Linked DNA regions of Homo sapiens: all the other regions are linked to region 1. A link is a contact called in ENCODE Hi-C or POLR2A ChIA-PET data. All regions are on one chromosome and are shown on one strand. The core of a region is the stretch at or near the end of the contact, and the rest is flanking DNA. Distances in the headings are between cores, read along the strand shown. Region 1 overlaps PELI1 (pellino E3 ubiquitin protein ligase 1). Region 2 has its middle 56 kb from the start of LINC00309. Region 3 has its middle 13 kb from the start of MIR4433A.

Region 1 (3,809 bases), core at 1,286-3,785:
ACTGCCACCACCTTATCCAAACCATGATTTATCTCCAGGATTACTGCAATGTTCTCCCTGATCCCACCTTCAGTGTATTCAGATCCTATTAAATATGTCACATCAAGTCACTCACCTGCTCAAAACCCTCCAATGTCCCAATCTCATTCAGAATTAAAGCCATAAATCCCAGGGGGCTCTCCATAATCTATTGTCATCCCCATCTGTCACTTAAATTCTGTCGTTTTACTTCTTTGACCTTACCTGCTACTCTTCCTTGATTCATACCACTTGGCATCACACGCCTCTTTGCTATTGTAGAAATATCCCAGACATGCTTCTATTTCAGGGCCCTTGCAAGGGCCTTGTAGAGCTCTCTGCCTAAATGCCCCTCTAAGTGGCCACTCCCTTCTCTCTTCAGCTCTTTTAGAGCTTTATTCAAATACCACCTTCCCAGTGGGGCTTTCCCTAGCCTTCCTGTTTGATATTGCAAACACTTCTCCTCCTGCCCCAGCATATGACATTTTGCATCTGCATCTCCTCTTTCTACTTTATTTGCCCCCTCAGCACAGTTCACTATCATATTGTATATATACATATATTTACTTTTTCTTGCTTATTTCTATCTTGTACACTAGAATACAAACACGATGAAGGCAGGGATTTTTTTTTTCCTGCTATATCACCCGGTTTAGGACAGGGCTTGGCACACAGTGGGTATACAAAAATCTGTTTTAAGAAAGCAGAGGCCGGGCGTGGTGGCTCACGCTTGTAAATCCAGCACTTTAGGAGGCCGAGGTGGGTGGATCACTTGGGTCCAGGAGTTCGAGACCAGCCTAGCCAACATGGCAAAACCCCGTCTCTACTAAAAATACAAAAATTAGCCAGGTGTGGTGGCCGGCACCTGTAATCCTAGCTACTTGGGGAGGCTGAGGCAGGGAGAATTGCTTGAAGCCGGGAGGCAGAGGTTGCAGTGAGCCGAGATCACACCACTACCCTCCAGCCTGGGCGACAGAATGAAACTCCGTCTCAAAAAAAAAAAAAAAAAAAAAAGTAGATAAAATTTGAGGATAAAACATTAAAGAATACTTATATAAGAGTAATTCTGAAAGTGGGGGTGACAGACAGAATAACAGAGTTCAGTGATGCAGAGTTTTGCTGTTCTGATTTGCTATAGGGCAGTGCTTAGAGAAAACAGAGAAGGGAATGGAACATAGGTTTATTAACCAGTGGTCTCTAAAGTGTGGTAGCACAGCAGGGTGTGGTGGCTCAACACCTGTAATCCAAGCACTTTGGGAGGCTGAGGCAGGAGGATTGCTTAAGAGCAGGAGTTTGAGACCAGCCTGGGAAATCTAGTCAGACGGCGTCTCTACTGAAAATGAAAAAAATTAGCCAGGAATGGTGGTGTGTATCTGTAGTCCCAGCTACTCAGGAGGTAGAGGTGGAAGAATTGCTTGAGCCTGGGAGGTTGAGGCTGTGGTGAGCTGTGATTGCACCACTGCAGTCCAGCCTCGGCAACAGAGCAAGACCCTGTCTTAAACAAAAAAAGAAGTGGTAGCACAAGATGATCCATTGCAACGAAGGGCCAAAGTGTTAGAGTTATGTTGAGCTTATAACCTTAGAGACATAATAAGTGGACTTTCACCAGTGCCCTCAGTCTGGGTCAGACGGGAAGAGTGAAGTGGGACACTCAAATGTTAGAAGTAATTAATCCTAGCACTTTGGGAGGCCAAAGTGGGCGGATCACAAGGTCAGGAGATCGAGAGCATCCTGACCAACATGGTGAAACCCTGTCTCTACTAAAAATACAAAAACTAGCTGGGCATGGTGGCGGGCGCTTGTTATCCCAGCTACTTGGGAGGCTGAGGCAGGAGAATGGCGTGAACCCGGAAGGTGGAGCTTGCAGTGAGCCGAGATCACGCCACTGCACTCCAGCCTGGCGACAGAGTGAGACTCCGTCTCAAAAAAAAAAAAAAAAAGAAGAAGTAATTACATACTTACATTATTATTTATTCCTACCCTGCTTTACATGTACTAGAAGACTTTTACATGAGGGAAGTAAGCAAAGAAGGTTGCAAGAGGATAACCTAGTAAAAGAACTCTGATGTCTGAATGGCTTCCCTTCATGTCTTGCTTCATTACCCTAACATTTTAGATAAAGGGAAATTTAATTCCTTGAACAAATTAAGTAGCATTTAAATATAAAGATTACTTTGATAAAAGAGTTAAGCCATAAAGATTATCTTTCTTGAGAATGCATTTAGAAGACCTAAATACAACTTTTTCTCCTCCTTGGCCAGAATACTGACATTCCCTTAATACAACTAAGTAAAAGTGTTCTATTAGGCCATGACAAAATAACAGTTCTGCTTGAACAGCAAACACCCAACTGATCATTTAAATTGCCTGAATTTTTAAAACTTGAATTTGATAGAAAATGAGCCAGGTTTTTCCCTGTTAGAAGAGATTGTTTTTACCTGTTAGAAGAAAATGCAGGCAACTTTGGGAAGGACGTGCAACTTTTATGGTTACGAAGCCACTATTTAAATAGTCTAACATGCAACTTACAGGTGCCAACTCCCTAGCAAGGCTTAACTTAGAAAAGGCCTCAATTATTCAACCACTAACAAAGTTCCTTTATTAGTAAGAGATGCTTTTAAAAAAGAACCAGATACTTTAAAGTGTTACATTAAATGCAAACTCTTCATCTATTTCAAATGAGTATTTTTGGAGTGTGGAATAGAGTTGTTCACAGTTTTCACTTCTGGTTTCTCATTCTCGATTATGCAAAAATGAACTCACAGAGACGAATTCAATTATGTATTTTGAAAAGTATTTACTTAGTTTAAATAAATTAATTGCAAATAAAAATTAAGCTACAATATATAGCCTGAATAAAAATGACTAGAACAAATACAACACAGGACTTGCTTTCTTGCATTAGTCACAAAGCATGTGACAATCTAGAAAACTTCAAAATCAATTACATTTCTTTGAAAAAGGGGTAACAGCAGTTACTGATACATCACAACTAATAAACTTATAATACAAGTTTCCTGACATGCATTTCCTGAGTGAACCCAAATGATCATTTTTTAAAACAAGGAAGTTTCGACAGTTGAAGTAAAATAAAATAATTCATGGCTTCTAAGCAACAAGTTTTGTTTTTTAAAAACCAAAAGAAAATTCAGAACAGTTTTGTAATAGGATAAATTAAAGGTATGCTACCACATATAAAACTTTGCTACAGTCAGTTAAGTATTATACAACTTTTCAAACTAAAGGAAAACAAATCAAAATATTAAAAGAAGATACTGTCTAATCTAAAAGTGTACTGGTTTCTACAAGTGTCAAAAAAAGATTTGATGTAGTGCAACTGTCTATACTTGTGGTGCCTTTGAAAAAAGGGTGGGAAGGAGGGGAGAGAAGAAACTTTTCTTGCTTCTGGAAGCAAAAGACATATTGGAATTAGAGAATAAACAGACCATGCAGTGCGTCACTCCACGCTGCAGTCATTGGTGCTCATCTGCCAACCAAACATTTCCTTAAGTCTCACTGTGGCAATCTCCTTAGGATTCAAACCCAGAGTTAAGGCTGGTCTGCTAAAAACGGGGGCACTATTGTCATTCAACCCTTTAGATCTCTAGATTTCCTAATGCCCGAATAAGGCCAAATACAGAATAATTAATTAAGCATTTCTTTTTCCAAAAGCAAATCAAGTCACTCTCCTTTCTTGCTAATTTATACTTTTTCTTATGGCAATGATTTTTTTCTAGAAACAGTGAACAGATGAACCACAGTTTATATCCAAAAAATAAACTTGCCAAATG
Region 2 (3,683 bases), core at 79-2,578, 170 kb after region 1:
CCAAGTTAAAAAAAAAAAATCATTTTTTTCTATTGAATTCAGTTAAGATTCTGTGCCAGGTTTTGTTCCTAGGAGCATCGTGTATGGGTGCGTGTGTGTGCCCACGTGCACACGGCTAGTTGCTCACACAGCTGCTACCTGATAAATCACAGAGGCAGGTTGTAGAAGTTGAACCTGGAGAGTGTTCAGAAGGTGGCTGAGGGTGTGTTCACACAAGGCTATCAAGGGCAAATGAAGTGGCCCTGACCTTGTTAGTAATTTGTCTCCTCTCAAGGCTTTCAAATATATTTGTGTCATTATATACCCTCAGGACATTCATTAATTGCCTATCTGGATGATTCTGTTAATAACATGTATTTATTCCAAACACAAGTTGTTAATAGGAAATACTAAAACAAATGTGAATGTGGAATGTTTTTCGTTATTCTAGAGTATGGAACCACATATATAAATGTGGTACCACATGCATTCATACTCCATTTCACAAGCCATTGTCCCTCAGTACATGTAATAGTGTTTTCCTAGGAATGTGTGTCTAATTTAAATAGTTTTAAATAAAATCATACTTTTTTTTTTTTAGACAGGGTCTTGCTCTGTTGCCCCGGCTGGAGTGTACTGGTATGATCTTGATGCACTGCAACCTCTGCCTCTGGGGCTCAAGTGAGCCTCCCACCTCAGCCTCCCAAGTAGCTGTGACTACAGGTGTGTGCCACCATGCCCGGATAATTTTTATATTTTATGTAGAAACAAGGTTTTGCCATGTTGCCCAGGCTGGTCTTGAACTCCTGAGCTTAAGCCATCTGCCTGCCTCGGCCTCCCGAAGTGCTGGGATTACAGGAGTGAGCCCCTGCACCTGGGCAATAATCATACTTTAATCTCTCTAAAAATTTAGAGTTCCGGTTGCAAAACTTCCCTTTCTGCAAAGAATGAGTTAAGAATGAGAGGGTCATTGGCCGAGTCATTTTCCCTCTGTGGGCTTAGTAGTCTCATCTATAAAAGAGGGTGAGTGTAATGAAAGATTTCTAAGATCCCTTTTCAGCTTTATCATTCTGGGTTCTAAAAACTGTTTTGTAGTGTGAATAATCACTTCATAATGTGCCCATCATCTTTTAAAATCTGAGATTTTTACTCTTGGCTGCCTTAAGAGGGGTTCAACTGAATTGGGACTAGCAGGTTGTCTGAATTCGTTACTCATCTCCTTTATTCTTTTGGGATGAAGTGGAACAAGTGTTAAGTGATAAAGCTATAAAAGCACACACAGATCAACAGGAAGACAGAGACAGGAAGAGAAGTGGAGACGCGTCAGCATTTTCCCGAGACAGCTTGATCTCGGAAAGCAGAAGTGGAAGTCCCTGTTGTTGGCTCACAGCTTTAGCGCACTGACCTGTCGGTCACAAGCCTTTCCTGGAACCTGGTGGGTTTCAAATGCAAGTGGCTGTGCTGCGGGTGTCTGTGCAGGAGAGGAGTCTGTGAACTGTATGAGTTACAGGAGGTTAATCCACACGGTCAATGCTGGGGCAAGGCCCTCCCATCTTCACCCTGTGAAATTGTCCCCAAACCAAAACATTCATTGAATGAGTTTTTTCTTAGTATTTCTATTGTGGGAAATTAAAAGCCCTTTCCTTGCTGATGGTAAAAATTAGGTAATTTTGTGGCATCAGTGGCTTTCGGTAGTGTAAACCTACTCTTGGAGCAAAGGTCTATTGGCTAAGAATATTTATTAATATATTTTGAAGAGAATTGACACAGGATCAAAGGCTGTTTTATGTATAATCATTTCAAAAACCATAAACCTGTTATTAATTGTTTTAATAACTCTTATATCATCAATAAACATACCTTGGCTATATTTTACCTACATAATTTTGGCTGAATTGATGGGAGTAAATACTACAAAGGTACAGTCTAACCTGGAGTGGGATATACTCCTGAAAATACTGTCAAATTTCAGCGTTCTCTAGATACCTCATTATTTATCAAAAGTTAATAATTAGGGATCTAAAGCCACCATATGATATTGTCACAAAAGTGGTAACTAAACCCCACATCCAGTAACAAGATAATTAAAACCTAAATCTGAATATGGGAGAAAATAGAGTTTAAAGGGAAGTGTGTAGAAGAGGTGCTAGGAAGTTACTGAAGGCAAATTCCACTTGCTCAACAATTCTCCTGTGGACCACGGTGGTAGCCATCAGAGTGGGACTGGAAAGACATGGCACACCATATAAATGTTAGCAGGGCGCTTTGTAAATTGAATATATTTAGTGTCTATTGAACGTTTAGTCTGAGGGTCCATTTCTACCTGCCTGCCTTGAGGTCTTGTTCTCAGTGCTGCTCAGTCGTGACACATGACAGAGGTGTGGCTGAGATCAGCTAGGACCCCAGCTAACTCTCCTGCTTTTCCCAGCTGCACTCTCAGTAGACCTTCTTTTCTAGTCTCCCAGGCTTAATTGAAGCTGTTGTTTTGCTCTTGGATCCATTCTTCCTTCAAATCTATGAAAAAACTACTCGAAAGAAGATTGTGAGCTCTTGCTGCTCCTGATCCCTGAGCAGGAAAGGTGACTCTAATATGATTAATGAGCTCAGCTGGACTTTGCCCCCTGACCTAAGTGATGATGTGGGCTCCCGAGAACATTTAGAGGAGGAGCAGGAAGAGCTCCAGCATGCTGTGATGTCAGATGCCCTCCTGGAAAGGTCTGGGCCTGGAAGAGGCACTCTATCCCAGCAGGATCCCCTGTCAGAGTGTGACAGAAACATGCGGAAGGGGACAGCTACCCACCCACTCACCAATAATAATTCCACCCCTCTGCTAGCTATATGTGCCCTCTGATTCAAGGATGTTCCTGTTAAACATGGTAGCACCTAAATTAATGGGGAAAATGGCTTGAATGGGATACAGAAAGGAGCTTAGCCAAGAGGGAGAACCAGGCGGGAAGGAGATGGCCTGAACTGCAACCAGCCGCAGTTCTCAAGCTCAGAAGGGCTGTCATCACCACCCAAACCATGCTGAGATTAGATGGTGGCTGTGACCTTCTTGGTAAACTGTGTAGTGTTTATTGTATGGATTCAGTTCTTCTCAGTAAGCTTTTCTTTCTTTTAAGAAACATCCCTTCTTGGAGAGGAGAGGTCTTTGAACTGAGTGGGCACTTGACGCTTGTATTGGCTGTGCCTGGAGATGGTGGCTTGTCTGGGATGAAGGGCTTGAGCAGGGGCTGGATCTAGCCTGCTTGGCTTGCTGAGCTGCACCTGGCTCAGGACTGGGTCAGCTATGGGAAGGAGCATCTTTGCGGAACTGGTCTGCCTTCTAGTTTGCAGAAAGGCCTCTTAAGGTGCTAGTGGTATGTGACCACCATCCCAGGAGGGTCCAGGAGCAATGTGCAGTGCATCCTGGTACCAGCAAGGTAGCTCATGCACATACCTGAATGGAGCCCGTTCCTGTTTTAGGTTGCTGCTTACCACTCTTGTACCTAAAGAGAAACAAAACCGTGGCCTTCAAGAATTGGGTGAATGACTGTGCTGACCTACTCTGCTCTTGATGAGACCTGAGACTCCCTCCAGCATGGACTTAGGGAATAAACCCTCTACCCAGAGACAACTCAGAAGACCTGAGTTTTTGCTCTGACTCCATCTCCAAGAGCAGTTTTATCTAGGGTGAGCCTTTTAACCCAAACTTTAGAACCTTC
Region 3 (3,333 bases), core at 236-2,735, 240 kb after region 1:
AGGTGCCCACAACTGAGAAGTGAGAATGTTCTCAGAGCACCCCTGGGTCTTAGTCACTGACATTTAAACAGGCTGCAAAACATCTTTCACCTGCCTCTTACATGCCCTCTATGAGTTACATATTGTGGCTTACCACCGAAAGTAACACCTCCCTTCTGAGTCTCAAAGACAGCAAGGCAAGCTGAGAACTTGGAGATGTGTATTAGTGAGAGGAACCTCCCACTGGTTTAGATCAGGGAGGACATCCCGTGGTCTGCTCAGGTCAGTCATGCCCCAGGCCAGCAGCTGGAAGGACAGCAGAGTGGGCTCAGTGAGCAGTGAATATAACCCAGAAAATAGATGTTCATCTCAAGGGCAGTCTCTGGGCGTCATGCATCTTTGGACCCCCAGGGCTGAGTGCTGCATCAAGGAGTCTGAAGTTCTTTAAGGTCCCAGTGAATGGAACGGAATCTGCCCCAGCTGGTAGCGTGTCCCCGGCTGCACTAAATGAGATTCTGTGGGGTACGGGGAAAGGCATGAGAACTTTAGGCCCCTGAGGTCAGGGAGACACAGCCAAATAGCTCAGATACAAAGTGTCTTGGCAGGCACAGAGGGGTGTAGCAGTGAGGTGAGTGGGCGGGGAGGGGGTGCATTTTTTGCTAGTGTGCCCAGTTTTGTTGACAAAAACGGTAGCATCTGAGCAGGACCTTGACCAGCTGGTGGGATGCAGGGTGAGTGATATGCGCAAGATGTGGTCCTGGGCCAGCACCATCAGCATCGTCTGGGAACTTGTTAGAAAGGCAGAGTCTTGGCCAGGCGTGGTGGCTCACGCCTGTAATCCCAGCTCTTTGGGAAGCCGAGGCGGGCGGATCACAAGGTCAGGAGATCGCGACCATCCTGGCTAACGTGGTGAAACCCCATCTCTACTAAAATACAAAAAATTAGCCAAGTGTGGTGGCATGTGCCTGTAGTCCCAGCTACTCAGGAGGCTGAGGCAGGGGAATCGCTTGAACCCGGGAGGCAGAGGTTGCAGTGAGCCGAGATCGGCCCAGTGCACTCCAGCCTGGCAACATGGGACCAGGCGGGCAAGGCAGGCAGGCATCTGATTGCAGGATCCCCAATACCAGATTTTAGAATCATGTCATTTTTCCATACCACTGAGAAGCTCCTGAAAGTTTTTGAAGAAGAGTGAGTCATTCATTTATTCACTCAGCTAATATTTATCAAGCACCTACCACGTGCCAGGCCCTACACTGGGCACCAAGATCCAACAGTCAACGTGCCCACATTAGCTAAGGGCAACTTTTAAGCAAGGGCTTATTCAGAGACAAGATTGCTATTGTCTGTGTTTTCCATCTGATTTGCGAATGGAACATACACCTGCTGTGCTCTCCAGAAACAACTCTGCTGCTTGTCTCTGACAGAAGCGCTTCAGTTGAGCATTTATGGAAGTTTCTAACAGTGGTGATGTGAATGGATGACAGAAAGCAGGCGCGTGCGCACACGCAGTTTTCAAAGGCTGGGGGCCAGTGGGAGAACGCATTTTCTTTCAGGTCTGTGCTGCCTGCCAGGGAGCTGCTGTTCTCGTGCGGCATCTTAAGATGGCCCTGGCAGCCTTTGGCTTTTGCCTTGTGAGGGTCAATGGGCTTCAGGTGTTTCTGTGTTGATCTAACAGTTTCAGGAAGCCGTGGGCTGGGAGGGTGGGGGTGAGCGAGGGGAGGAGTGGGGAAGGGAAGGAGGAAGGCTGTGGGTAGCTTCTCTTCTGTTCTCACATGACAGCTCTGATGAAATTAGAGTGTGATCTCAAAGACAAGCTGGTCTTTTCATCTGAATTAAATGAAATAGGCCAATATGCTCTTCTAGAAGATCAAACATACCCAGGACAATGTTCAATCCTCTTTCTTTGTCCCACTTTGGGACAAAAACCAAACTGGGGAAAAGAACGGGGAGGCTGGAGCGCCTGCTGGGGCCCCTTCTCTGCCCACACGGCTCCTCTTGGGTTCTGGGCAGGCTGAGCTTAGCGGGCATTGCCCTCTGCTGGGGCATATCAGGAGAAATGAGCTAAGGCCAGGGGTGGTCCTATCAGGTGGCAGAGGACAGGATTTGGACGAGTCGCAGGGCTATTACTGATGGAGATTTAGCACTCTGGCCTCTGAGAAAACAGCCAGGTTTCTGATCTGCCCAAGCCCTCTGTCTCTCCTGTCAGGGGCCTTCTCAGCACCCCCTAAACATTCCAATTCCTCTCCTACTCCAGTCTATTCCCTTCTTTCTCTGAATGGTCCATAGCTTATCCCAGGTCTGTGGGCAGAGGGGAAAGAAACAGAAGGGAGAGCTGAGAAATCTCTCCCGCCCAGCACAGTCGGTATCACAAGCTCTGTGTCCGGTTTCCTTGTCCTATATTTGGTAACACGACAGTGGCCTTTCTGACTGATGCGAGCCCCTGTTCTCTTCACTCCCTGGGGATTGCTGATAGGAGGCCAGCATTTCAGTAGGCAGCGCATCATCAGCCCTACCACGGATCTTATTTTAAACTAATTACATTACTGAAGGGTGGGTAGGAGGGAGGAGAAGGGGTAATTATAACCGGGGAATTTTTTTTTAAAGGCCTAGTTTCAAAAATCTCAGACTTAATTTAGTAAATTTCAATTACAGAGAGTTACTAAGCTGAAGATCATTTGCATTACATCCTTAATTACTACTTCATTTGTATCTGAGATCATCAATAGAGATTCTTGGGAATGTGTACTTGGAATAAGTGATTGATCCTAATGAGGCCTTTGTTCCTCCCAAGCCTCACTTAGGAAGCTATTTCTTCCCTCTTGCAGAGGCACAGAGTTTGCCAAGCCAGGTGGAGACACCCTAAACTAGAAATGGAGCCTGAGGTTTTCAAACTGGTTTTGCCAGAGGCTGCAAGACTCTAAGCTCTGTCCTGATGTTCCCCAACAGGCATTAATTGCTCTCCCCTGAATGCATTAGCACTGCCAGACTATTACGGATGATTAGCCTCCGTGCCCAGCTACAAACGTCCATCTTTCTTAGTTGGTAGCAGAGGAAATAGCCTTTTAGGACCTTCTCCTTGCACAGGATGGATGCCGTCCTGGACCTTCCTGCTTCTGCGTTTCCCGCCACCTTTAAAGAAAGTGCATCCAGCAGTCCTGGCCACTGGGTCTTTATTGGAAAAGCTGTTTTCCAAGATGATTTAACTCTGAAAAAAAAAATGAAAAGCCCACAAGAACTGAAGACCCTGTGTGCGTGTGTGTGAGTCTGTATTAAGACCCCTTTTATAGGAGACAGACTCCTTTTGGGGAAGAGGGAGAGGTAGGGAAAGGACGAAGTGAGTAAAGGCACTCTCAG

The links. Hi-C counts contacts between places; a loop is a spot of excess contacts on that map. ChIA-PET counts read pairs that join two places held with the same protein, here RNA polymerase II (POLR2A). Pooled maps may share reads with other maps.
Region 2: a loop to region 1 is called in a pooled map, with 2.3 times the contacts of the local background. The contact joins two enhancer-like sites. A Hi-C loop is called at or near these places in 3 of 50 pooled maps. POLR2A ChIA-PET finds 5 or more read pairs at or near these places in 2 of 52 experiments (H1 and WTC11).
Region 3: a loop to region 1 is called in a map of B cell, with 3 times the contacts of the local background. The contact joins two enhancer-like sites. A Hi-C loop is called at or near these places in 4 of 168 maps with a recorded cell type or tissue (B cell, GM12878, OCI-LY7 and 1 more), 37 of 37 single-sample maps with no recorded cell type and 17 of 50 pooled maps. POLR2A ChIA-PET finds 5 or more read pairs at or near these places in 16 of 52 experiments (A673, B cell, CD4-positive, alpha-beta T cell and 12 more).

What each region holds. Positions count from the first base shown.
Region 1 is chr2:64,090,061-64,093,869 of GRCh38, forward strand. PELI1 (pellino E3 ubiquitin protein ligase 1) reads right to left here. Exons shown (of 7, transcript NM_020651.4): 7 at 2,592-3,809. Among named protein-coding and RNA genes, the nearest start is that of PELI1, 52 kb to the right of the region's middle. Within about 2 kb of position 2,536, at least 3 of the 41 ENCODE cell types and tissues checked have a DNase peak (open chromatin) inside an H3K27ac peak, as active enhancers do; they include B cell and GM12878, where a contact is called at or near this core.
Region 2 is chr2:64,259,648-64,263,330 of GRCh38, forward strand. No RefSeq gene overlaps it. Among named protein-coding and RNA genes, the nearest start is that of LINC00309, 56 kb to the left of the region's middle. RefSeq lists an enhancer at 1,047-1,226. Within about 2 kb of position 1,329, at least 18 of the 41 ENCODE cell types and tissues checked have a DNase peak (open chromatin) inside an H3K27ac peak, as active enhancers do.
Region 3 is chr2:64,326,111-64,329,443 of GRCh38, forward strand. No RefSeq gene overlaps it. Among named protein-coding and RNA genes, the nearest start is that of MIR4433A, 13 kb to the right of the region's middle. RefSeq lists enhancers at 320-429, 1,769-1,928. Within about 2 kb of position 1,486, at least 24 of the 41 ENCODE cell types and tissues checked have a DNase peak (open chromatin) inside an H3K27ac peak, as active enhancers do; they include B cell and GM12878, where a contact is called at or near this core.